Linked DNA regions of Homo sapiens: region 1 is linked to region 2. Evidence: chromatin loops called from intact Hi-C (ENCODE). Cell type or tissue: gastrocnemius medialis. All regions are shown on one strand. Each heading gives the region's core, and the rest is flanking DNA. Links, peaks and the distances in the headings are about the cores only. Region 1 holds the start of TBL1XR1-AS1 (TBL1XR1 antisense RNA 1). Region 2 has its middle 86 kb from the start of TBL1XR1-AS1.

Region 1 (11,720 bases), core at 1,037-9,036, 89 kb before region 2:
AGACTCTTAATTGTCAGAGGATCATCAAACGTTTTCTGTGAAATGTACCATAAAGCATTTGCAGCCTGGTGCAATTAGAGGTGGCATTATTTAATGGAAAGAACATAGATTTTTGAATCAGAAAATCTAGGTTTGAATGTCAGTTCCACTCCACTTAAGAAGCATTATTAAGACTGAGCAAGTCACTTAACCTTTCTGAGCCTCCTTTTCACTGTCTGTAAATGAGGGATAATAATAATAATAATACCTGTTTGTTATGGGATAAGGCTAAATGATATACATGAAAATACTGTATAGACTCCTATAAGTTTAGGTATTGTTGTCATTTTCTCATTTTGGATCCAGGTACCTGAGTATTTGTCTACAGGAAGTAAAAAATAGACTTTCCCAATGTTGTTGGAATGTTGGTGGCTTAGATGGATTTCTCTTTTAAGAAATACTCAATGTGGTACTTTTATCTGATTAATCAGACCTCGAAAATAGTGCTCCGTCCTTCATGATATACAGTCACACACCCAGACATTCAGCTTGAGTAGAGCCAGCCATATTTTTGTGCCCACGCTCCGTTTAAGCCTAGAACCTTTGCGCCGCTTTTCAGTGAGTTTCCCGACTGCAGTAACTAAATGATGTTAAACTGGAACAAGATACCCAGTGGTTTTAGTACTACCTGATTTAGCTGTCTCTTTGATTTTGTTGTGCTAGAAAAAATTTCAGTTTGGAGACTGACTAAAATAACCCTGGTTATTCTCAAATCTTTGATGACATCCTTTTACAAACAGCGAGCCAGTGGCACAGCATCAACTTTAAAATGGAAATTTGCAACTTCAGGCATTTTGCTTTTTTTTCATTCTCTGTTTAGTGTGCCTAAACAAGCCAAAATAAGGTGCAAAATGATTTTTCTGTAGTATCTGAATAAGTTTGCAAACATCGTTAAACAATTCAACTTGATTAAAGCTCACCACTTAATAAGCATTTACACATACATTTTTGTTCACCTGTTGTGCTTCCTTTTCATCTTTGCTTCTAGTTTTCAGAATTCTCTCAGGCTTCTTGGCTGTTAATCATACTAATTTCTCGTACATCCTAGGAGTAATGTAAAGTTGAAGTAAGTATGTTTATGGTACTATTGCTAGGTACCATATGATTAGTACCAACTCTGTGTTGGAGATGGTGCTCTTTCTGTCCCCTTTAGTCCTGACTACAACCTGATGAGGTACATAGTATCAAAGTATTTTTACGAATAAATAAGCTTCAGTTTACCCATCGTATTCTTTCTTACCATACTTTTGTTTTTAAGACAATTTTATTGAGGTACAGTTGACATAAAATGAACTGTATGTATTTTACTTGAACCATTTGATATATTTTGACATATGTATACACCATTGAAACTATTACCGCACTCAGGATAATGAATACATCTGTTACCTTCAGACGTTTCTTCTTGCCCCTTAGTGATATCTCTCTCCCATCCCCAGAGATTAGATTACATTGTATGATTGGGATCATACAGTATATACTCTTTTTTGGTCTGTCTTCATTCTGCATAATTTTTAATTCCTGCAATATACAAAATATATCTTATTCAACTGTTATCAGTAAGTCTTCTAATCAGCAGCTGGCTATTAGTTGGTAAGATTTTGGGGAGTCAAAAGCTATGTGCAGATTTCCAACTGCACAGGGGGTTGGTGCTCCTAACCCTCACATTGTTCAAAGATTAACCATATCATATGTTCAAAAAGCTAAGTAGAGACACAGAAGATATGTTATTAAACTTCTAGAGATGAAGTTATGTTATTAAACAACATGTGAGATGAAAAGTGCACTGGTTAGGATAAACCACAGATTCGATGCTGCGGGAAGAAATGATTTATGACCTTGGAGGCAGCATAGAATCTATCCAAAAACGCAGAGAACATAGACTGGAAAAGAGGGTGTGGTGACAGAGCATCAGTGAGTTGTGATAAAACTTTGGGCAGACTAATACCTACATAGTTAGAATCTTAGGTAAAAAGGTAGGGGAGGGAAGAGGGGCAGAAAATAAGATTATTTAGCCCATTTAAAATTATCACCTCAAGGTAGATGGTGACAAGTTAAAGGTGTGCACTATAAATCCAAAAACACTACTAAAAATAATTACAGTTAAGAACCCATCAAAGGAGAAGAAAATGTAATCATAAAAAATATCCAATTAATCCAAATGAAGGTAGAAATACAAAAAGGGGAAAGAACAGAAGAGATAAACAGAAGTACAGTAAATTTAAATGTAACCATATGACAAAGCAAAATAAGTGTAAATGGCCTAAATATTAAAAGGCAGAGATTGTGAGACTGAATCAACAAGCAAGACTCAACTATATACTGCCTATGTAAAATATACTTCAAATACAAAAATATCAATAGGCTGAAAATAAAATGATGTAAAAATAAATACCATGCTATCACTAATCAAGTGTACATTTATACATTTCAAGTGTATAAGTATGCATTTCAGCAAGAGACAGCTGAAATGGCTACATTAATATAAGACAAACTAGATTTCAAAGCTCAGAAGATTTACAGGGAAAAAGGAGGTTATTAATACAAGATAAACAGTCAATTCAACAAAACATTTTAAAATGATAATGCATTTAATAACACTGTTTCAAAACATATGAAGCAAAAACTGATGGAACTTCAAAGGAAATAGAAATTATTGTGCTTCCAATTGTTGAAGACTTTAGTATTCTTCTCTCAATAATTGATGGACTGAGAAGATGGGAAGAGGGAAGTAAGGCTATAAACGATTTGAAGATTATCCGATAACTTGACCTAAATGACATTTATAGCAACAATGGAATTAAATTAGAAATCAGTATTAGAAAGCTCTCTGGAAGAGCCCAAGTACTCAGGAACCCACACTTCTAAATAACTCATGGGCCAAAGGAGAAATCAAAATTAAGTTAGAAAGTTTTATATTTGACTAGAGATTTTATAAGTTAATAATATACTGAAATCCATTGAATTGTATGCTTTAAACAGGTGAATTGGTATGTGAATTATATGTCAATAAAGGCTTTTTTTTTTAAAAATAAAGTCAGTAATAAATGCATCCTTCTTCGCTCATAGGTTCATTCCTTCTCTTTTAAAATTATGGAGGCTACATGGGTTAATGAAAGTAAATCAGAAGAGGGGTGGAGCAGACAAAAATGTTAACTTTAGCTCCAAGATTTTAAGAAATTATTTAACTGGGAAAATTAAGTTTTCATAGCCTCTTATGTGTAAAATGAGATGGGTATTAGTGAACACACTTCTCTCACTTGTCAGGTACATAAAATTTTTTTTTATGTTAGATATTTCTTTCTAAAGAACTTGTACTATCAAGACTCATTTTAAGAGTAAATATAAAATAAGGAGGTATGTGTTCTTTGATTACATCAATCTATAAGCACTGTATTTTATGAGGCAGGCATATCACAAAAGCGTTAATCACACAACCTACGTTGCAACATTTCCTACATCCCAACAATCTTGATTTGGTTATGTAGTTTGGTTTTGTTTTTCTTTTATGAACCTAATAGCGTGTTTGTTTTAATGCTACTTTTTGTTTATTTTAGCCTCCTCTCTAACATTTTGCAGGCTGCCCTGTATAAAATTAACACCTCTGGAACATCCTGACATATATTTGGCCTTGTGAATAACACTTTAATGTATCTTTAACTGTCTTCTAATTGGATTTTTCAGGCCTCCCTTCCCCATTTTTTTGCACTTGTTAACAATAGAAAGATTACTAACCAAAAAAATTAAAATTTTTAGAATTGTATTTTAAGTGATAATACTTAATGTCAAAATGAAAGTGCACAGTCAAAATGAAAGTGCACAGTAGTTACTGAATTAGGTTCCATGGAGGAAAACGACGTGTAAACTAGACACTCCAATAAAGGGAATTTAATACAAAGAAATATTTGCAGAGGTGTTGGGAAGAGTGAAAAACTAAGGAATAGGAGGTAACCAAGAGACTAATTGAAGGAAGTCTAAGACTCTAGAGGAGAAGGCAGGACCTGATTGTCCAGTGGGGACTGGGTTGTAGAGGATAGGCTGCCTGGCAATGCTCGACACCCAGCCTGAAATGATGGCAGTCGTGCTTGTCTTCTTACTACTCCTAACTTTGGACTCCTCACTTTGAACTCCTGACAGTGTCTTACATTGTATGAACCCATCTGGAAACCACTAGGCACAGGAACCCGGGACATAACTTACAATAGCCCTCCTGGGTTGCACATCCTAGCAGGGCAGAGTGCAGTAAGGAACGAATGAGAGTTGACTGCCAAATGAACAGGACAGTCATCCACATTGCTGTCAGAAATGGTGATACACACAAGTAGAGGCAGAGTTCACACATCATGCGGATAAAGTTGGCACATATTTTTGTTTACTAGTTGATTTAGGTTGGGTTTCTCCAAAAGGCAGGCCCTGTGCCAAACATTTGAGTGAAGTGACTTATTGTGGAAAACCTCTTAGGAGAAATAAGTGAAGAAATATGGGAAGCAGGATGGGGGGGAGGGAAGAAGCCAAGGAAGGAAGTGATTCTGGTGAAGAAAGGCCCAGTCTCAGCCTGGTGCAGAGGGGAGCTTGCACCTCAAAGTTTTTCTTACATTGAACCAAGGGTGCTAGGTCTTTAGATCTCTCCTCCCTCCCTCCTTCCCAAAAACATACACAACACCAGCTTGGATACAGAGCAGCAGAGCAAGGCAGTTCTGTGAAGTTTGTCCCTGGCAGCCCTTAGCAGTGAAGCACTCAGCTGGGAATTGGACACAGCACAGGCAAAAAGGCTTATGGGCAGGAAGAGCAAACACCAGCTAAAGCAGTGCTGCTTCATGACTAGAATAAAAATACAGCCTGCAACTTACTCAGCCTGACAACTCTGAGGTGTGATTTTTGACTATGTTTACTTTGTTGGGAATTCTCATAATTTGAAATTTTGTATAAAAGGTGAATTTATGTTAATAATTTTATATGGCACTTTGTTAAAAGGTTGATTGAGGGAGGATTAAATATTTTAAAAATATAGTTATTTGAAATTTCATGTAACCTCCATAGTAAGTTCCCATTAAATCTTTTCTTTCCAGTCTGTTTCCTTTATGAGCTTACTCTATCCAAGTGGTGTCCTGATACCTAGTTTTTCATTGTAGAAATATACCCAAAACTAATTATTTTAATGTCTGGTCATATTACTACAATTCGCTTCTTTGTTCTTTAGTACTTAGTACTTTTAGATTTGGGGCTTACCTGATTTGTCTTTAGCCAGGCAGTGAAATCAATTTCACTCTTTCCTGTTGTACTTTATCTTTTAAAAAAAAAAAATCTCAGTATAGTTCTGATTAAAATTTCCTTTCTGAGTCCTAAATGCTTTAAATCTTCTTTTCCCATTCTTTTTACTTCTCCTATCCATAGTTACAAGTTCTTACGCATGACATATCTCTTGGCTGATAAGTTTAACTGCTTAAGCACCTGTTTATGTTTCATTTTTAACATAGCCAGTTACTATTATGCTTGGATATACACAATGAGGGAGTTTGTGGCTTTGTTTTCCCTTTCCACAGACGTCTCTAATCTCCTTTATTAAATGCTTTGTATTTCTACTAATTAGTATACATAGCTAAACTTTTTGTTTTTGTTTTTTGAGACATAGTAGTCTTACTCTGTTGCCCAGACTGGAGTGCAGTGGTGCAATCACGGCTCACTGCAGCCTCGGCCTCCCCAGCTCAAGCAGTCCTCCTGCCTCAGCCTTCCAAGTAGCTGGGACTATAGGCATGGACCACTACACCTGGCTAATTTTTTATTTTTTAGAAATGAGGTCCCACTGTCTTGCCCAGGCTGGTCTCAAACACCTGGGCTCAAACAGTTCTCCTGCCTTTGCTACCAAAGCGCTGAGTCACACCTGGCCACACAGCTCAACTTTAACTCTCCTGTTTTTCCCCTTTAAGTTTTTTCTTTAAATTAGGGTTGACAAACTTTCACTAAAGGACTTGAAAGTATTTTAGACATTGTAGGCCATAAGATCTCAGTTGCCACTAATCAGCTCTGCCCTTGTAGTGAAAAAGCAGCCATAGGTAATATGCAACTTCATGCATTTGTCTGGGTTTCAATAAAACTCTTATTTATGGACACTGAACTTTAAATCTCATTTTTCCACATTTGTATGTCTTCCTTTGATCCCCTCCTCCCCCATTGCACTATAAAAGCCATTCTTGGCTTATGTGCCATAGTTTGTCAACCCCTGCTTTAAATGCAGTCTTTGATATGCTTCTGTTGCCTAACCCAGTTACTCACTATTATTACCATAATCTGTGTTGCTAATTACGGAGATCTTTTGCACCTTGCAGCAGGAGACAAGGATGTTCAATAATTTCAGAGCTAAACTCAAAGTATTAAATGCCAGCCTGCTTTGGGGCTTCAGAGATTTTTAAATTCATTGATTTTAAGGGGCATTTGATTTTAAGAGGTGTTTGACAAGAACAGATTTTAAGAGGTATTTGGCAAAAGTTGCTTAGAAGAAAATTATTTGCAAATCATATGCCGTATTCCATTTGTTAGTTGAGTAGATGATAATGGGAATGATACTTATTCAGCATAACATTTGTCTAACTCTTGTAATTGACAGAGTACTTCCACACACATGATCTCACCTGGTCTTCACCATGTGTACTAAGGATAAAGATAGTACAAGTTTAGTATCCCTTATCTAAGTGTTTGGGACCAGGATTGTGTTGCATTTTTTATTTTTATTTTTTTTCTGATTTCGGAATATTTGCATATACATAAGGCAATATCATGGGGATGGGACCCAAGTCTGAACATGAAATTAATTTATGTTTTACATATACCTTATAATATAGCCAGATGGCATCATTATACAGTATTTTTACTAGTTTTGTGCATGAAGTAAAGTTTGTATTAAGCATTTAATGTGTGGAATTTTCCACTTGTGGCATCATATTAGCATTCAAAAAGTTGCAGATTTTGGAGCATTGTGGATTTTGGATTTTCAGATTGGGGTGCTCAACTTGTGTGTTATCCTCACTCTTGTGTGTGAGGGTAACACTTGCATGTTACCCTTATCTAAAGAGGATATATCATAGAGGTTAAGTGACTTGCTTGTGTCCACTAATTATGCAGTGACAGAACCGAGGCTTCTTGTCCATTGAACACTCACAGATTTTAGAAATGAAAAGCATGATATCATCACATTTAATTTTATCATTTTATAAAAGAGAACCCAAGACCCACAGAGCCAGCTCTCAGGAACCTTCATCTCCCAGTTACTAGGCCAGTGTACTTTCTCTTAGGGTCTGTCTCACCTAGAAATAACTAAATTGAAATTTGTTAATATTGTTGTATATAGATACTTTTATTTTAATTTTTTCTTAATATCTTAAAAAGTATAAAGTAAAATGTTTAAGTGCCTGTTAGTATATTTTATTAGTCAACAATGGTTCAAAGCTAAAACTCTTGGATTTTAGTACATGTGGAATAAAAGCAAATCTAACCTTTGTTCCTTTGCAGCACCAGCATTGGATGTTGATTGGCAGAGCAACAACACCTTTGCTTCTTGTAGTACAGATATGTGCATTCATGTCTGTAAATTAGGACAAGACAGACCTATTAAAACATTCCAAGGACATACGGTAAGAAACCTTTTTTCCACATTAAAGTGGTCATGATTAACAAGTAATGTTTCAGAATAGTTTTAAAGTATGTATGTTTAATATTCAAGTAGCTACCCAGTCTATACAATGAAAATGTGAATATTTACTATTATTTTTAGAATGAAGTAAATGCTATCAAATGGGACCCAACTGGCAATCTCTTGGCCTCCTGTTCTGACGACATGACTTTAAAGGTAATTTGCTTAGTAGGGAGAAATGGGTTGGCGGTGTCACACAGTATGGTTGCTCTGGCCATTTTAAGACCATTTAGAATGTCTGTCTTACATGGAGTGTTTGTACCTGCATGAAAACTCCAACATTTTAAATGGCTAACCATTGTTTTTTAAATTTTATAGTTTCTTTTCTGAAATACATAAAACTATTTGAATGTAGCAAATTATATTAAAATGATGGCTTGTGATACAATGAGACATATGATACCCTATTAGTTAGGGCTCTCCAGAGAAACAGAACCAATAAGAAGATGGATGGATGGATGGATGGATGGATGGATGGATGAGAGATTTACTGTGAGAAATTGACTCACGTGATTATAGAGGCTGAGAAGTCCCACAGTCTGCTGTCTACAAGCTGGAGACCCATGAAAGATGGAGGTGTGGTTCCATTCCAGGGCCAGAGAAGGAGTGCCAATGGTGTAAGTCCCAGTCCAAGAGCAGAAGACCAATATACCAACTCAGCAGTCAGGCTGAGGCAGAGAATTCTTGCTTCCTTGGCGGTTTTGTTCTGTTTAGAGCCTCACTGGACTGAGTGATGCCCCCCCCGCCGCCCATTGGGGAGGGTGGCAGTCTGCTTTTCTCAGTCAGCTAAGTTAAATGCCTGTCTCAACTGGGAACACCCTCAGACACAGCCGGAAATAATGTCTCACCAAATATCTGTACCCTGTGACTCAGTCAAGAAGACAGATAAAATTAGACATCACCAATAGTAAGAAAGGTCATGCTATAAATTGTCTTCACCATTAGAAAGTCATATGTTGAGGCAATTAAAGTTTATTTGCAATTAAAGTTTATTTGCATATGTAAAGATTTGACTTAATAAGTACTCAAAATCTTTGTAGCATTCATGGATTTGATTGGAATTCTTTGCGTTGTATTAATTTGATTTTGCTGTGGTATGACTATGTATCACCATTGCTGGGAAACTGATACATAGCAGAGAATCTCTCAGTGAGCGAGCCTAGTTGACATACCAACATCCACATCTCAACATGGATCTCTGTTTTTCTTGTTGTATGACTAAAAGCAAAACTGCTGTCTCGCACCTAAGCACACCAGATTCCTCATTTGGGGAAAAAAGCATTTGGAGATAAAGAACAACGTAATACTTATTTCCAAAATAAATGAAGCTTTGAGCCCTCTCCTGCAACAGCTAACCCTCTACTGAAAACAGTTTTATCCTTGACTTTGCAGTACCAAGGACTGCAGATGTGATGACCGTTACAGATATGAAAATCATGAGGGAAAACTGATTTTCCTGCTACTATGAACAGATTAAATTTAACTTTGCGAAACTTGTGAGGTTTTCTCCTTTAAGTATCTGCTATGTTTTTAGACAGTTCTTCTTAAGTCTGGGCTCCCTTACAAAATTGCTAGTATTAATACTCTTCTTAATGCTTTCATCTTTGGCTTTTCCTTATGTGCACACGTATTAATGCTTATAACATGAAAAAAACTTCTTCTGGAACTGTGTGTGACACATATGAGGAAATGACAGAAGGGCAGTGTCCAGAGGGCCTTGTGCCACATATTGAGTTGAAGCTGGAGAGAGGTTAAAACTAGAAATTGTTAGAGAGCTTTTCTTCATCCTAAGAATGTTTAAATGTCACAAAGGATTTTAAAGCAAAAACTAGGATGGATGGATAATGTGTAATGGGCCGTTTTCTGAGAAGAGGGAATGCCAGATGGAATGAGAAGGTGACGCTGAGTCATGCGAATGGAGGAGATAGGTGGGACTGATGCTTAGAGAACTGTAAGCTCAAGATTAAAAACTGGGAATTCTCAGCAGATAGGTGGTCTTTAAAATCCTTGGGCATGGCCAGGCCTGGTGGTTCACTGTTGGGGTTCAATCAGGCTGGTGGGAAAAATATTAGAGATAGTTATAGAAATAGACACATATCTTCTTGGAAAACTGAGAAGTAACTTCAGTAATAGATCTGGCTGAACGCGGCCTGGTTCCTTTACCTTTAGTTAAACAAATTAAACTAGTAATAAAGGAAGGCAGGGTAGTTTACCTAGCTAGCTTGTTTACTCATATAATATTAAGACTAACCTTTGATGTGCCATGGGTGCTTAAGTGCTTTTTACTTGGGAAGTCCACAATGTCAGTTACCCTCTAATGGTGTTGACTCAAGCCTTTGTGAATTAATCTTACTGAATAAATTTGAGTCTCACTAGCGGATAGGGCCATGGTCGCAACTGTTTACAGAACTCTCCAGGGAGTCTGTAAATGGCTCGGACACCCTCAGCTGGACTGGCGAAACAGGATATCTGTGTGTTAGTGTACTTTATTCATCCATTGCTGGGTCAGGGTCTGCAGGCAGACACCCACAGCTAGTGCCCCCATGTTGCCACAGCTCATGCCTATAATTAAAGCACTTTGGGAGGCCGACGTGGGCAGTTCACTTGAGGTCAGGAGTTCAAGACCAGGCTGGTCAACATGGTGAAACCCCATCTCTGCTAAATATACCAAATTTAGCCGAGCGTGGCGGCAGGTGCCTATAATCCCAGCTACTCTGGAGGCTGAGGCAGGAGAATTGCGTGAACCCGGGGGACGGAGTTGCAGTGAGCCAAGATTGTGGTGCTGCACTCCAGCCTGGGCAAGAGAGTGAGACTTCATCTCCAAAAAAAAAAAAAAAAAATTGGGGCAGGGACAAAACTGTGTAGGTAGTACAGAGTAAGAAAAGAGGGGACCTAAAAAAGTGAGTCTTAGAAACTCTAACAATCACCAAATCAAGAGGGATGAGCTTTCCAAAGGAAACTGAGAAGGTGACTGAGAAAGTGGAAAAAGAAAGTATGTAGAGGAAACTTATTTCAAGGGAGGTAAGAGTTGAGAGTGGCCAACAGTATCAAATTCTATGAATTAGAAAGGTCTAATGAAATCAGTTCTGAAAACATGTCGTTCAGATTTATTTTACTTGGGGTTGTAAATACATAGGGCACCAAAAACACTCTGATGCTTCATTATCTTTTAATGGTTATGTCACGGAAATGTAAAGTTGAGCTGATTTTTTTCTTGGTTGGCCCTCCTTGGGTTTGGCATGTTGTATGTGTATGTGTTAAGGAGATAACTGCAGGACCTACCATGTCTTTATTGAGTGATTTTTTTTTTCCCAGAAATACTCTTCGTGTTGATTTCTATGAATTTTTGCTCAAAAATAATAGTCACTTGAAATCTATACACACAGGCATATTTTCATCTCAGGAAAGGCTTATTCTCTACTTTGACTACTTTTTTCTACTTTTTTTTTTTCCTACTTTTCATTTGAGCTTTATTTCCTATGCTACTTTTTACGGTTCTCTGTGAGTCCTCATTATTTATAAGTTGGTTATTTATTTTCAGTTCTCCATTGTAAAATTTTCCTGATTCTAAAATTCTAAGAGCAGTTTATTATGTAGATCTTTTGCTTAAGGGACAGTGTAAAAACTGTGCCTTCAACATTTTAGGATCGTTAACTAATCTCAGAACAACTATAGTTAATTCAGTCTTCAAACTTTGTAATAGTGAATATTTTTAAAGGGCTTAAAGCTAACTTTTTTTTTTAAACAGAGATGTAAATATTAAATATATCCTATTGCATTTCAGTTTCTTTGTAAATATTCTATCATCATTCTGGTTATATCACTCATGTTTTAGACTGTCCATATAATATTTTAAGTGTCAAAATAATATTTTAAATATACTCATTGTATGGAAAAATAATTGTATACATTTTTCTTTTTTGTTTAGATATGGAGTATGAAACAAGACAATTGTGTCCATGATTTGCAAGCACATAATAAAGAAATTTATACT
Region 2 (16,064 bases), core at 3,795-11,794:
CAAGTGATTCTCCTGCCTCAGCCTCTTGAGTAGCTGGGATTATAGGCGTGCGCCAAAGCCACCATGTCCAGCTAATTTTTTTACTTTCAGTAGAGACGGGGTTTCACTATGTTGGCCAGGCTGGTCTCGAACTCCTGATCTTGTCATCTGCCCACGTTGGCCTCCCAAAGTGCTGGGATTACAGGCATGAGTCACTGTGTCTGGCCTTTTTTGTTTGTTTGTTTTTTGACTGAGTCTCACTCTATTGCCCAGGCTGGAATGCAATGGCACGATCTCGGCTCACAGCAACCTCTGCCTCCAAGATTCAAGCGATTCTCCTGCCTCAGCCTCCCGAATAGCTGGGATTACAGGCACGCCACCACGCCTGGCTAATTTTTGTATTTTTAGTAGAGACAGGGTTTCACCATATTGGCCAGGCTGGTCTCAAACTCCTGACCTCAGGTGATCTGCCCACCTTGGCCTCTCAAAGTGCTAGGATTACAGGTGTCAGCCACCGTGCCTGACTAGATTTTTATGTTTTAAAGACGGCTGTAACAATATCTTCTGCTTTTCCTGAACCACGATCTTGCCATTCCCTGTCCTCCCTTTTCCCAGAAGTGAGTCTGAGACCTCATCCTTGAACCTGTCTTTGGAGAGCAGATCACAAAGGGCTTTAAGTGGCAGCTAGATTCCAAGATCAGAAACAAGCAGATGTTGTAAGGCATCTGAGGAAGTCCAGGCCACATTGGGAAGCCAAGTGTTCCGACTTAGAGCAGCAATTGAGATCCCAGTCATATAATAAGCATTAACCTCTGCATATGTGAGTGAGGAAGTCTTCAGATGACTCCAGCCCCATGTGAGAAGCCCTGAGCAAGAGCTCCCTAGACAACACTTGGAATTATGAGAGAGAATTACAGTAAATGATTGCTATTGTTTTATGCCACTACATTTTAGGTGGTTTGTTAATCAGAAATATAAGATTGGAATAGGGACTCAAGAAATTTATCAGTGACCCAGGCTCCTTCCAGCTGTCTGCTCTGTTATCTCTGGCATGAAACTTTCATCGTCATGTTTTAAGGTGCTGCTGGTGCTCCAGCCACCACATCTGCATTCCAAGCAGCAGAATGGAATTATGAAAGAAGAAGAGTGTACTTCCTCACTTTTACGGAAACTTCCTGAAGTCCTATATAACATTTCTAGAATTTAGTGGCCAGGATTTAGTCACATGGTCACTCAGCAGCAGGGGATAATGAAAAATGGATCTTTTATTTTGGGCCATAATGTACCCAACTACAAACTGAGCTGTTTGAGGAGGAAAAGAAGCACAGCTATTGGATTAGACAACTGTTAGTTTCTGCATTGAGGGCTTTCTCAGGAGCCAAGGGCATGAGCTTTAGTGCACAGAATCCAGCACTATTTTACTGCGTTCTTGATATCTGCAGATAATGGTTAGATGACTTTTATGTGCAGTTTTTATTGTAACTGGAATTTCAGTCTTCTCATTCTGGTATTTCTGGGTTGGTATGGTAATTAAAAAGCAATGCCTGATAACGCTCCTCAAAACTTCCTATGAAAATAGCCACAAATGACTACAAAAATGTTAGCACAAAAGCTATAAACCAAGGAGGAAACAGAGTTGAATCTATACAGACTGTATTTTTACTGAAACATGGTTGGGGTTAGATTTTGAAAAGCACTCTATGGCTTTATATCCTCCACTCACTGAACCAGAATATTATAGAGCGAGAAAACGGTGACTAAGGTCAATGTTCACCTTTAAACCTGGGACTCTGAGACCTCTCCAGTCAATGAATCAGGTAACTGGCTTTTATTTGCAAGACAATTATCTGCTGAACCAGTAATAATTATACTATGTTCCCTAGATCTTCCATCCTCCCCCCATGACTTTTTCCCTCTGACATCCATTGAGAGGCCCATGTCCAGAGCATAACTTCTGGGATTCAATGTGGCTGGCATAATAAGGGAGAGGACAGGGCCAGGAGCAGTGGCTCACGCCTGTAATCACAGCACTCTGGGAGGCCGAGGTGAGTGGATCACGAGGTCAGGAGTTCGAGACCAGCCTGGTCAACATGGTGAAACCCCATCTCTACTAAAAATACAAAAATTAGCTGGGCGTGGTGATGGGTGCCTGTAGTCCCAGCTACTCAGGAGGCTGAGGCAGGAGAATTCCTTGAACCCGGGAGGTGGAGGTTGCAGTGAGCTGAGATTGTGCCACTGCGCTTCAGCCTGGGCGACAGAGCAAGACTCCGTCTTAGGAAAACAACAATTAAAAAAAAGAAAAAAAGAAGAGAGAGGACGGGTCATGAGCAGGTGCATCCTGGGATGCCTCATTACTTTAGGAAAGGCCCTTATAGGCAGAGCTGAGAACAGGAAGAGAGGCCAGACCAGAGAGAGCTGAGATGTGTGGTGGGTGGTGGGCCTGGCTCTTTATGAACAACTCTTTGCTGAAAAACTCAGAATGCATCTGGAAGAGTCCCCCAGATTAATGCCTGGAGATGCTACTGTAGGATGAGAAGCTGGGCTTACTAACCTTATCTCTAGGTCTAGACCAGTAGAGGAAAGTATCTAGTCCCACAGTGCTCAGGAAGGTGATAAAGGACCCCCTCAACTTCCCCGACTCAGTGTGCAGAGAGGCAGAGAGAGCTCATCTTATTCAGAGAGCAGTAGACAAACAAAATTCCCCTAAACTTAATCAGATGGAAAAAATTTACAAACAAAAACCTTACCCAACTGATATCAAATATTTATTTATTTCTTAAAGGATAAAGATAAAGAAAAAGAAGCCTTATGAGTGCTTCTCAAGGCCATTAAAGTTTCTGTGTAATCTGTTGCCATCCCACAAGTACACCTACAGGCTTGTGTGATGAGAACTGATGTTCAGTATGAGAACTCACAGACACTGCAAGATTTTCAATCATCAAATATTCAATTATGTTCTCTGTGTTCTGTTTACTAAAGCAGGGAAGCAGACATATAAAAAATGATTTTCCGTAATAGGAATTGGTTTTAGTTTCACAGACACTGTACCCTCCTGGTTGTATTTGTTTGCTAGTGTAATTTAAACCCTTACCAGCCAGCATCTAGGACGATGTAGAAAATATTGAACATTTGCTTTTAGGTGATCTGAAAACAGAATAACATAAAATGAGTATTTTATTTTTAACCACTCTCTCTACAGTCTCTACTTCTAGCCTTACAATCATCCATCCATCCATCCACTTATTGTTATTGCGTGCACTAGCTTTTAACATAGATCAATAGAAATTAACTGTGATAGAATTTACTGCATTACTATTCACTTTATGTGTAACATTCAAACATTTCTACTTAACGATGATAAGAAGGGTGATGAAGTTGATACTTACCATTTGCTAGATATGGTCCTAGATGGTTTACATGCTTATGTGCTTTTAATCCTAATAGAACTATGAAGTAGGTATTATTAATTGCCCTCATTTGATAAGTAAGGAGAGGTGAAGTTACTGAAATGAGGCCCTGGAGTCAAGAAGGGGTGGAACTGGGACTTGAACACAGGACTGTGACTTTAGGGACTACTCCCTTTTCTACATACTAGCTATAATCCTTCAGTTTTGAAAATTTTTAGTTAATAATTACAGTTAGTGTGCATATTATACTTTATGATTTGTAAAGGATGTATCATCTGCATCTGCTTCTCTCGCCATCCCCAGGACTAGGTATTAGTGGTCTTGGCCTCATACATAGGTATCCTCATGTCAAATCTAGTGCTCTTTCTACTGTGGGAAATCATAGCAAATGCTGTTAGACCTCACCCTATCCATTCAAGTCTTACCATTTCATCATAGACCAGCTGAAGTCAACTGCCAATCTCACTTCCCATTCACTGAAAGCTTTTCCTGGCTCCTGGAGCCAATCTACCTATATGCTCAGCAGACCTAAATTGCCAGGTTATTATTATTATTATTTTTTGAGATGGAGTCTCACTCTGTCACCAGGCTGGAGTGCAGTGGCGTGATCTCGGCTCACTGCAACCTCCACCTCTCAGGTTCAAGCGATTCTCCTGCCTCAGCCTCCTGAGTAGCTGGGACTACAGGCGCCTGCCACCACACCCAGCTGATTTTTGTATTTTTAGTAGAGACGGGGTTTCACCATGTTGGCTAGGATGGTCTCTTGACTTTGTGATCTGCCCTCCTTGGCCTCCCAAAGTGCTGGGATTACAGGCGTGAGGCTCCGTGCCTGGCCAAATTGCCAGGTTATTAACACCTTCCTGTTTTCCCCTACAGCACCCCTCTACCAATCACTAATGGCTGTTGGTGTATACATACCCTAGATCCCTCACCCTGGGTGGGATCATTCTGACTGTGTGTTCTTCACCTAGATTTTTCTCCCTAGCAGCATTAAGACCCAATTTCTCAACTATTGCATGGACAGAAAACCAAACACCGCATGTTCTCACTCATAGGCAGGAATTGAACAATGAGAACACTTGGACACAGGATGGGGAACATCACACACCGGGGCCTGTGGTGGAGTGGGGGGAGGGGGGAGGGATAGCATTAGGAGATATACCTAATGTAAATGACGAGTTAATGGGTGCAGCACACCAACAAGTCACATGTATACCTATGTAACAAACCTGCACGTTGTGCATATGTACCCTAGAACTTAAAGTATAATACAAAAAATAAAAATAAAAAAAAGATCCAATTGCTCATAGGGGTAACCCACTTGATGACGCATCCTATATTATCTGTCTTCTCCTCCCGGTCTCAGGTCCCCATGCCCCTACTCATGTTTTCCTTCACCTATCAAATAAATTACTTGCACTCAAATTCCTTGTCTCAAGCTCTGCTTATGGAAGAATCCAAACAAAGATGACTGTATTGTGTGACAGTCCCTTATATGCTTTACCTGATACTTCAGGGCTCTGCTGTTTTCTCTCTTTTCTCCCGAACCACACTGAAAGCAGTATGAATATACAGCTTTTCCTTCATGATCCCTAGGCTTTTGTGTGTTTTGGATTCCAGTGGGATGTTAATGAGATTGACCAGCCCATTCCATGGTCTACTGTGAGAGACCTCTGGGGCCAGGGCTGGGCTCATGATTCAAAACTACTCTGGATTTTGGTGTACTCATGTGGCCCTTACCAATGAATCATTCATTCTGACTCTGAATTGCATGCTCTCTTGAGATACTTGACTGTCTCTTTGAGTGTAGGTTTGGTTACCCATTCAAACTGGTGGCTGTCTTGAAAGCAGCAGCTGTCTCACCTTGATTTCTCCTGGTGCTGCACGCTTTGCAGGTACTTCTCATTTGCTTGTGTTCTGAAGTATATATACTGTTTTCGATTTGTAAATTATTCTACATACGCAATGTGTTTCCCTTTAATATCTATGTCACAGCTGGAATAGTTGTTTATTTATTACATTAAAAAAGTTAGGTTGAATTTCTTTAATTCCAACTTTGTGTTAGAACTAAATTCAGATTGAAGTTTATCTTGACACTACTTAGGGAAGAAGACGGCCTGTTAAATTACCATTGGCATAAACTAGCTCGTCTAGGAAAGATTTATGTACTTAAGAGCTTTTCTTTTATTGCTTAAGCTGCTCTTGCACATTTACAAGGTGAGCAGATCAGAGACTTACACTTTGTTACAGTAATTACAAATCATTCTTTTCTATCTCTAACCCAGAACTTTTACCAGGTGACATTGGTGTTTGAATGAATGAACATAGGAGGATTCATTCACTGGCTGGGGTGTACGAAGCATCTCTGCAGTCCCTTCGGTGTCACCCTGGGCTGCCCTACTGGAATCTGGACTCTGTCTTGTCATTTTATCTGTGTGTTCTCAGAGAAGAAGGGAGTACTGGTTAAGCATGAAACTTCCCATCACACCCATGGGTGGTGTAATAGACACTTTCTGGGTGGCTGCCCAGCTCACAGTAATTCAACCTGCCCTGACCCACAGACATGGACTCCCAGCGGCTGTGTCTGGTCCAATATGACCTTGTTTACTTGGCAGTGGCTAAATTTGTTCAGTGGTATCCTATGAATGTAAACTGGGCCACTTACATCTCTCTCCTGGGAATTTTGGAATTTTGAGCTAAAAGCATTGGACCAGGGAGTCATAAAGATTGAGGGGTGTTAATTCTAACATTCCAGAGGAGTAGTTCTCAATCCCTGGCTATGCATTAAAATCAGCTGGAAAGCTTTTAAAATATACTTATTCAAGGGCCCTACCCCTTGAGATTCTGATGTAATTTGTCTGAGTGGAGTCAGTGCATTACTTTTTTCTTTTTTTTTACAGTTACCCGTGTGATTCTATTATGTAATCAAGGTTGAAAATCAATGCTCTACAGGAAATTACCCTTCAAGCCCCTAGAGCTTTACGAACTCCTTCCAGTGTCCTTCCAGTAAATTCATTCTCCCCCTTTCTCCTCTCGTATCTCTCTGAATCTAGCCAGAGTTTGTATTTATTCCTTATTACTAGAAGAACCTTAATACTGATGATGTTGGTGTCAGGATTATCATCTTTGGAATTCTTTGTGTTTATGGAAGCATGCTGATTAGCCACATGACTCTCCGTTTTGCTATTATGCATCTAAGTTTTTAAAAATTGCTATCTGGGCCAGGCATGGTGGCTCATACCTGTAATCCCAGCACTTTGGGAAGCTGAGGCAGGCAGATCACTTGAGGTAAGGAGTTCAAGACCAGCCTGGCCAACATGGTGAAACCCTGTCTTTACCAAAAATAAAAAAAATAGCCAGGCATGGTGGCATGTGTCTGTAATCCCAGCTGCTCGGGAGGCTGAGGCAGGAGAATCACCTGAACCTGGGAGGCAGAGGTTGCAGTGAGCCGAGATTGAGCCACTGTACTCCAGCCTGGGCAATAGAGCGAGACTCCGTCTCAAAATAAATAAATAAATAAACAAAATAAAATTGCTTTTTGGGGTTTTCCAATATTTTCCTTTTCTTAAAAAATTAATCAAGATATTTAATAGATGATAGTGCAAACTATAATTTCATTTGAATACAAATGTGTGCACATGTTTCCAACAAGTTATCTAGCAGTTACTACAAACAGCCTCAAGGACCTTAGAATTATATTTAAAAACTCTATGGCTGCAATTTAATTCTAACAATCTTACTTGCTCTCAAGAGAATATTGTCAATTTCAAATAAGAATCACAAACTCCGAAAGACCAGTGGAGTGGGAATGAGGAGTGGGCAAGAGAGGTACATACAGGGTTGAAGAGAAATACAACTCTTTAGGAAACCAAAATCAGATGTATTATTACAGCTAAGGACAAGGGAAGGTCTATGACTTTTAAAAAATGGCTTTTCTTCCAGTACCATACAAGTCTGACAGAGAAACGTGGAACAAGTTGCCTGTCTTAAAAGGACAGAGATGACATTTTCAGACACCTTCAAGTGCAAACAAGTGGCTCTTTCCATTGAGGATTCAGCAGTGAAGTTATGATATCTAGCCCAGAAGCTAAATGTTGGATTTGCAAATACAGTTTATTTTATATAATTCAACATCATAAACAGCAGGCATCTGCTGCTCTGCTTACTGCCCCCTGCCCCGGCCAGTTTTCCCCTCCCCTGTGCAGACTCTGTAGAGGAAGCAGTGATGCAGCCCTATGGCTTTGAAGTGAGATGAGTTCTTCTAATTCCGCTATGAGCTCATTCTTGTCAAACTCTTCCAGACCCTGCAGGTCTTGAAATCGTTGTTAAAATCTCCTCTGCAAGTTCTTGCTGGTCAGCAACATCCTGCATTAACTCCTCGACTCGACCCGTGGCGTCCTGGGGGTCAGGCCGCCCTCGTAAGCCTTACTCCCTCCCACCCCAAACAGCTTCCTGGATACCTGAACACTGATTTGGTTGCTGTTCCAGTGTCTGCTTCCAGACCCCTCCAATATTTCTTAAAGTATATTTCATTTCTTTAAGGTTTTCAGGGACCCATTTTCTTCCCTTATTTTTGCTCCATATTTTTATGCCTGCATAATTCTTGTCCTACTGGCCAGATTGTAGCTTTTGGGAGTGAACAGTAAGAATGGAATGCCTTGAATTTGCATTGGGCGAGCTGGAGATTAAATTTATTTTCTTTCCTCTATAAGGCCCCAATTTGTGTGTGTGTGTATTTTAGTAAGAATGCAGTGCCAGCCTCACACCTTAATGTACTGTAAAATGTCTCATTTACCTGTCCTCTTTTTTTGGCTGTTTTTCCTTTTCCTTTTTTACACCTGTTTGCTCCACATGATTCCAAAGAGATGAGAAACAATTTATTTGAGCTTTTGTGTTGCTTATTGTCAGTCTGAAAAACAATTGCCAATAAACTGTATTGATTCATATCATTAAACATACATGGACTCACACATACACACGCAATCAAATTTTAGTGTGACCAAATTGCAAAATATGTCTTCAGCATGGTTGCCTTGTCAGTGACCAGCTGAGACTGCTGATACAGGGCCCAGCATACGTATGCTCCTTGGCTGTACTGACCAGCTGGCATGTGGCACCATGCTGGCACAGGGTCCTGTCAGTCAGCCCCACAGGCATGCCATTCACCCAGAATTAGAACCAAAGGGAAGATCTTTTTTTTGTACACTGTTAGCAGAAGTGACCTTTCCCAATGGCTTAGAATAATTTTGTAAGTGCGAAGGAGAGCCATTTATTAGCATAAGTTCTTCAACAGCCTTATTTAAGGCTAGAACCCGGTGATTTTTAATTGCAAATATTGGCTGTGAATTGCTGGAAGGTGTAATAATGTTATTCCTGTTTTGAAATTCCATTACACAGGACTGAGTCAAAGAGCGTCTGTGAGTCACCTGAATTTCTCTCCTGGGCAGCCACACATTTGATTTTGAATCATTGTGCTGCCTTGGATCCAAGGAGAGGCCCACTGTTGTTTTCACCTCTAGCCCTTGTCATCCTCTCTAGTTCTGTTTTAATGATGAGGGATGGTAAACTGGGCTGGGAATCAAGAGATGAATATTTGGACTACATTTCTACCGCAATGAGTTGCATGACCTGTGATTAGATAGGCTGGGATTTAATGGTAATTCACTGAAAAATTGCCATACCAGTTATCACCATGTCACCCAAAGATGTCCAGGATTTAGGATTTATCATTCATTTAATAGTCACAACAAACAAAACAAAATACACTCAAGGCCAAATCCACATCTGGTTGGGAATCCTAGTATCTCTGTGGTGGGGGTAGGGTTAAACTGTTCCTGGCACATTTTTCTTTGCTTTCCTAACCTTGATTTCCTGCTTCTGTTAAATTCTTATTCCCTGTTTGCATCTCACCTCCTGGCCATTTTTTTTCCTTTTCTATTTTTGTCATTAATTCCATATATGGAAGACAACTTTGTCTTTAATTTTCCACCAATTTCTTTTACCCAAGACAGTGTATCTTGCAGATTTTTACTGAAAGTCTGGCATAAAGTGTGTGTATGTGTGTGGGCGGGTGGGTGGTGGTGCTAGAAGTTGAATTGCATATTCCCCTAACCCCAAATTCATGTGTTTATGTTTTAATCTTCAGTACCCCAGAATGAGACCGCATTGAGAGATAAGGGTCTTTAAAGAGGTAATTAAAGTTAAATGAAATAATTGAGATGGGCCCTAATTCAATATGACATGTGTCCTTATAAGAAGGGGAGATTTGGACATGGACACACAGAGAAAAAGAACATGTGGAGACCCAGGAAAAAGCCATCTCCAAGCCAAGGAGAGAGGTCCCAGAAGAAACCCACCTTGCCAACACCTTGATCTTAGGCTTCTGGACTCCAGATTTGTGTTGTTTAAGCCACTCAGTCTGTGGTAATCTGTTATGGCAGCTCTAGCTGACTAATACAGCAGGGAGATCTCAGAATAGAACACTGCATGGGAAACAATTTAAAATGGAAGAGTAGCCATCTTTATTTTAAAGATCTCTGGGCTTCTCTCACCAATGAAAATTTCTCGTGGCCAGTTTTTCTTTTTAAGATCTGGTCTTTTTTTTTTTTTTTTTTCCATGTTGTCAATGTCTTTCTTTTCCTTATGCCTTATCTCTCCCCCATTTTACCTCTAAGGAGGAAGAACTCTGACATATGTCAAGGAGGAATGGGATTTTTTGGGAAACACATAGCTAGATGGGGGAAATTGAGGAGTTCAGACACATGCTTGGGGGTCAGACAGGACTGGCAGTTCACATCCTGGCTCTACTACCTCCCAGCTGTGGATTTGGGATCGATTACTGAACCTTTCCATTATTCTGCTCCTTATCCGTAAGTTGACGATTGTGTTGGCACTTACCTGACCGTAAAACAGTGCATGTAGAACACGTAGCAGAGTGCTGAGCTCAACAAATACAAACTGCTATCATTAAGTCACCATCCCACCAAGGGGTGCATTCATGGGTGGAGAAAAAGGATGATAAATTGATGAAGGTGCCCAACCAGCCCATGTGTAAATACGAAACATGATCACATTTCCTCGAATATACCAATGGGGAAGGCAGACCCTTCTCTTTGAGTGAATGCCGTCTCTTTCTCTTTCTTTTAAACGAGGTCTGCTGTCTTCACTTCTTGGTATGCCTCCTGTTCAGGTGCCATCAGGTTCTTTGAGGGCCTTGTAACACCAAGGTGAGCCAAGACAAAGGAGCCATTGAATGAATGTCTTAAGTTTGCCTACAGAACAGATCAAGATGTCCTTTTGTCTCACAGATGCTCCACCCAGCTTACAAGGTAGAAGAAGAGAAAGGAGTTTGGGGCAGATATTTTAGTTAATAATAAATAATGTTTGTGTGTATATGCGTGCATATTTTAGATGACCTGGTGTGGCTGTAAACAGTGGGATAAGATTCAAGAATACGGAAATCTGACCCTTGTCACTTTTACCACAACCAAAGTAAAACAACCTTTGTTGTTGTTATTTGGGCATAAGTAGAAACAGCTTATTCTAACTACACTGCTGGCATCAGCTCATTTCAAGACAGACCAGCATGGCTGGGCGCAGTGGCTCACACCTGTAATCCCAGCACTTTGGGAGGCCGAGGCGGGTGGATCACCTGAGGTCAGGAGTTCTAGACCAGCCTGGCCAACATGGTGAAACCCCATCTCTCCCATCTCTACTAAAAATACAAAAATTAGCCAGGCTTGGTGGCAGGTGCCTGTAATCCCAGCTACTCAGGGGCGCTGAAGCAGAAGAACTGCCTGAACCCAGGAGGCAGAGGTTGCAGTGAGCCGAGATCGCGCCATTGCACTCCAGCCTAGGGAACAAGAGCAAAACTTAGTCTCAGAAAAAAAAAAAAAAAAAAATACAGGCCAGCCTGTATCATTGCAACCCCCTTGGCTGGGTTAGCCTCATTTGTGACTCGAGAATCATGGGTAAAACTATCAAAGAGAAGCCAGCAGCCAGAGTCACCTCCCTTAAAGATGTGCAATCCAAGAAGATGACACCTCAATTACCTAGGGCAAGAGAATTCCCAAGTTACACCAGTCTACGGCCATTAGGGATGTAAGTTGTGCAACAATGTCAATAAATTCTGGCATTTAATCTTGATTTCATCTCCTTTGAAAGCTTTCCCTTTTATATGTAGTTAATAAAAGGCATTGAGGAGAAAATGCCATTCAGGCCTTGACTTTTTGCCTAATGCTAATCCTTACAAGTTCTCACACAGAGCTTTTAGGGGGTAGTTATTAATTACACACATTATAGATTATACAATCAATATGCCTGAATTCATCTAAATTATCCCATAATCTGATCACAGAGTAACTCAGTTAACAGGGCAGAAATAACTTTTAAATGATGTCTAATTACCACCCTAACCACCAGATGTCAGTTTTTAAATGCAGGTCACAGATCAAAAGGCTTTTTTTTTTCCTTTTTCTTTTTTTTTTTTTTTTTTTACAATTGTAGGGGAGGGAATGGTGCCTGGTGAAGGAAGTTCAGCAGTCATGGTACATGACTTCCTGGGGAGTATGCTGGGGAACTACAGCAGAGTGGCAGGACCTTCATTTTGGTTTGAACAAGGCAGACTAGAGGATGGAGTTTGTGTACTTCATATAATAGTCATACTCTGGGGTGACACTGACCGGTGTATGCCTGGGCCCCAGAAACCGTTATAAGAGTTCCTAATATATGCTGGGTTGAATTGAATATCCCATGGAAGTGCTGCTTTACAGGTGATGGAAGTGGAGGCGTGGTGTCTGTGTAGATGAGCAAGGTTTCCCCTGCCTCTCTCTATCTCTTTCTTTCAGCAGTATGATCACACACAGAATAGCAAGTAACCCAGGGACTTTCTCACTTTCCAACAGAGTCCCTCAATCCAATTACAAAATAAAATTCTAAAAGCTGACTCTGTGTTATTATTTCTCAAATATGTCCAGATATTAACATTTCAGTGGCTAACAGGTAATGCTATCTTTTTCTTTTTCTTTTTCTTTTTGAAACAGGGTCTTACTCTGTCACCCAGGCTGGAGTGCAGTGGCACAGGAACATGGCTTCCTGCAGCCTCGACCCCTGGCTAACAGGTAATGCTATCTTTTTCTTTTTCTTTTTCTTTTTGAAACAGGGTCTTACTCTGTCACCCAGGCTGGAGTGCAGTGGCACAGGAACATGGCTTCCTGCAGCCTCGACCCCTCTGGGATCAAGCGATACTCCTGCCTTAGCCTCCTGAATAGCTGGGACCACAGTCACACTACGCTGTCCAGCTAATTTTTTGTAGAGATGGGGGTCTCACCATGTTGTCCAGGCTGGTCTCGGTGTCCTGGGCTCGAGTGATCAGCATGCATCAGCCTCCTAAAGTGCTGGGATTACAGGCATGAGCCACCACACCTGGCCTATCATTTTCACTGTCATAATTCTGATAAGTAGATAATCTACTTTGTGAAAGTACCTCCTTCCCCAACCCCTCTGTTGGATCGATAAAGCTATTGTCGTTTGCATGAAAAAAGGTGTAGCCTTGCCATAAACATTTTGTTTTGCTAAGTAGGCCCTCATGGATAAACGGATGTGTAGCCTGACTTTCAGGCTCACTGGGATGTTTTGAAAAGCCACTACATTTCAAAGATGCAGAGTAGTGTGGTGAACAAAGGTATGTGTGGTTTTTGAAGTTGCAGGGAACTGTGTTTTAGTCACAGATTTACTACTAGTAGTACCATTACTACTACTACTACTACTAATTATTATTATTTACCTTGGGCAAAGTGAGTTGAGGGTAACGTGTAGATTATAACACCTGTTTCCTAGAGTTACTGTGAAGATTATATGAAATATTGCCGCTAAAGTGCTGGCACTTGGTAGGTCACGTGTTGAATTGCCGTTAAGGGAACGCTGCTGAAACTCCCTTTACTTGTGAGATTTAAAAAAACTGGCTGAAATCAGTTGGAAGCCATATGGCCAGCCCGAGTCTGTACAGAATGAGCTTGCTGACGTCACAGCCCGAATTTCCACCATGTTTCATACTAATTCCCCCTGAATTTGCACATGTGTTCCACGAGGTAGCATGAAGAGATAACTGTGCATGCCCGAGGACTTTCTAGACCTCTCCTTTCCTTCCACCATCACCTAGTAATCTCAGAACCCATCCCCTGAAACTTTTCTAATGAAATGACTGCCTTAGAGCCAGCAAGGAGAGACAGATTTGAACTGCACTCTTGTCTCCTTGTTGGTTGACCTACAATAAAAACTTTTATTTTCTCAAAAACCCAGTACCGTAGTATTCATTTCTAGTGCATCAGGCAGCAAGCCCCTTTTGCTCGGTAATAACAGGTACTTGCAGCTATCACACCATCAAGCATCACCATCAACATTGTCCACCATCCAATCAATCTTGTCTTCTCAGTCCCATGAGCAAATTAAATCAATTCCTGAATCACTCCTTCCTCATTCTGTTTCATCTTTTAAACCAGCAGTCCCCAAACTTTTGGGCACCAGGGACTGGCTTCATGGAAGACAATTTTTTCCATGGATGGGGGGTGGGTTGTGGGGAAGGGATGGTTTTGGAATGAAACTGTTCCCCCTGAGATCATCAGGCATTAGTTAGATTCTCATAAGGAGCGGGCAACCAAAATCCCTCGCATGTGCAGTTCACAGTAGGGTTCGCGCACCTGTGAGAATCTAATGCCACTGCTGGTCCGACAGGTGTTGGAGCTCAGGTGGTAAGGCTGGCTGGCTCACCTGCTGCTCCTCTCCTGCTGTGTGGCCCGGTTCCTAACAGGCCAGTTCCTAACAGGGCCTGGGCCTGCTGTACAGGGGTTTGGGGATCCCTGTTCTAAGCCACACATGTTCTTCTAGCTATAGAAGAACCTCACCCTTACTGCAGGAATACGCCTCTGTTCCACTTTATGGTTGCTTAGCAACTGTGCTGTTTCTTTCTTTCTTTTCTTTTCTTTTGAGATGGAGTCTCGCTCTGTCACCTGGGCTGGAATGCAGTGGAGTGATCTCGGCTCACTGCAGCCTCCACCTCCCAGGTTCAAGCAATTCTCCTGCCTCAGCTTCCCTAACAGCTGGGAGTACAGGCGTGTGCCATCACATCCAACTAATTTTTGTATTTTTAGTAGAGACGGGGTTTCGTCATGTTGACCAGGCTGGTCTCGAAGTCTTGATCTCAGGTGATCCCCTACCCTCTGCCTCCCAGTGTTGGGATTACAGGCGTGAACCACCCAGCCCAGCTGTTTCTTTTTTTTAAAGCTCTGGGAAGTCTTTTATTTTATTTTATTATTTCAATAATTTTGGGGGGGAACATTATATTATTCTTTTTGTTGGTTTGTTTTTTGTTTTGAGACAGAGTCTCATTCTGTCACACCCAGGCTGGAGGGCAGTGGTGCAATCTGCTGCCTTCACCTCCCAGGTTCAAGAGATTTTCATGCCTCAGCCTCCCAAGTAGCTGGGATTACAGGTGTTCATCACCATGTCTGGCTACTTTTTGTATTTTTAGTAGACAGGGTTTCACAATGTTTTCCAGGCTGGTCTCAAACTCCTGGCCTCAAGTGATCCTCCCCACTAAGCCTCCCAAAGTGCTGGGATTACAGGCATGAGCCACCACACCAGCTGAGAGTCCATTATATCATTCTTATGCCTTTGCATGCTTATAGCTTAGCTCCCACTTATAAGTGAGGACATACAATGTTTGGCTTTCCATTTCTGAGTTACTTAGCACAATGGTCTCCAACTCCATCCAGGTTGCTGTGAATGCCATTGTTTCATTCCTTTTTATGGTTGGGTAGTATTCCATGGCATATATATACCACATTTTCTTTATCCACTCATTGATTGATGGGCATTTAGGCTGCTTCCATATTTTTGCAATTGTGAATTGTGCTGCTATAAACATGCGTGTGCAAGTGTCTTTTTCATACAATGACTTCTTTTCCTCTGGGTAGATACCCAGCAGTGGGGTTGCTGGATCAAATTGTAGTTCTACTTTTAGTTCTTTAAGGAATCTCCATACTGTTTTCCATAGTGGTTGTACAAGTTTACATCACTACCAGCAGTGTCCAAGTGCTCCCTTTTCACCACATCCATGCCAATGTCTATTATTTTTTGATTATGGCCATTTTTGTAGGAGTAAGGTTACGGTATCATATTGTGGTTTTGATTTGCATTTCCCTGATAATCAGTAATGTTGTGCATTTTTTCATAAGTTTGTTGTCCATTTGTATATATTCTTTGAAGAATTGTCTATTCATGTCCTTAGCCCATTTTTTGATGGGATTATTTGTTTTATTTTTCTTGTTTATTTGTTTGAGTTCCTTGTAGATTTTGGATATTAGTTTTTTGTCAGATAGATGGTTTGCAAATATTTTCTCCCACTCCGTGAGTTGTCTGTTTACTCTGCTGTTTATTTCTTTTGCTGTGCAAAAACTTTTTAGTTTAATTAAGTTCCATCTATTTATCTTTGTTTTTTTGTGTTTGCTTTTGGGTTCTTGCTCATGAAGTCTTTGCCTAAGCCAATGTCCAGAAGATTTTTTTCCAATGTTATCTTCTAGGATGTCTATAGTCTTAGGTCTTAGATTTAAGTCTTTGACCCATCTTGAGTTGACTTTTGTATGAGGTGAGAGATGAGGATCCAGTTTCATTCCTCTACAT

Evidence for each region. Hi-C counts contacts between places; a loop is a spot of excess contacts. Peaks named below come from ENCODE experiments on the same cell type or tissue, not always from the same donor. Only the 100,000 strongest peaks of a DNase experiment are listed, where the experiment ranks them.
Region 1: a loop joins it to region 2, with 3 times the contacts of the local background. A loop is called at or near these places in 2 of 110 quality-filtered maps.

The regions. Positions count from the first base shown.
Region 1 is chr3:177,034,260-177,045,979 of GRCh38, reverse strand. TBL1XR1 (TBL1X/Y related 1) reads left to right here. Exons shown (of 16, transcript NM_024665.7): 11 at 7,546-7,667; 12 at 7,808-7,882; 13 at 11,655-11,720. It overlaps TBL1XR1-AS1 (TBL1XR1 antisense RNA 1), which reads right to left and starts at 8,575. Exons shown (of 4, transcript NR_174966.1): 1 at 8,236-8,575; 2 at 7,530-7,618; 3 at 996-1,083. RefSeq lists a silencer at 4,110-4,354 and enhancers at 5,765-6,059, 7,401-8,600. In gastrocnemius medialis, for the core only: no CTCF peak of the experiment used is centred there; DNase peaks (open chromatin) are centred at 4,389 and 4,749; H3K27ac peaks cover 3,741 bases.
Region 2 is chr3:176,943,748-176,959,811 of GRCh38, reverse strand. No RefSeq gene overlaps it. Among named protein-coding and RNA genes, the nearest start is that of TBL1XR1-AS1, 86 kb to the left of the region's middle. In gastrocnemius medialis, for the core only: no CTCF peak of the experiment used is centred there; DNase peaks (open chromatin) are centred at 5,931, 8,471 and 8,841; H3K27ac peaks cover 4,710 bases.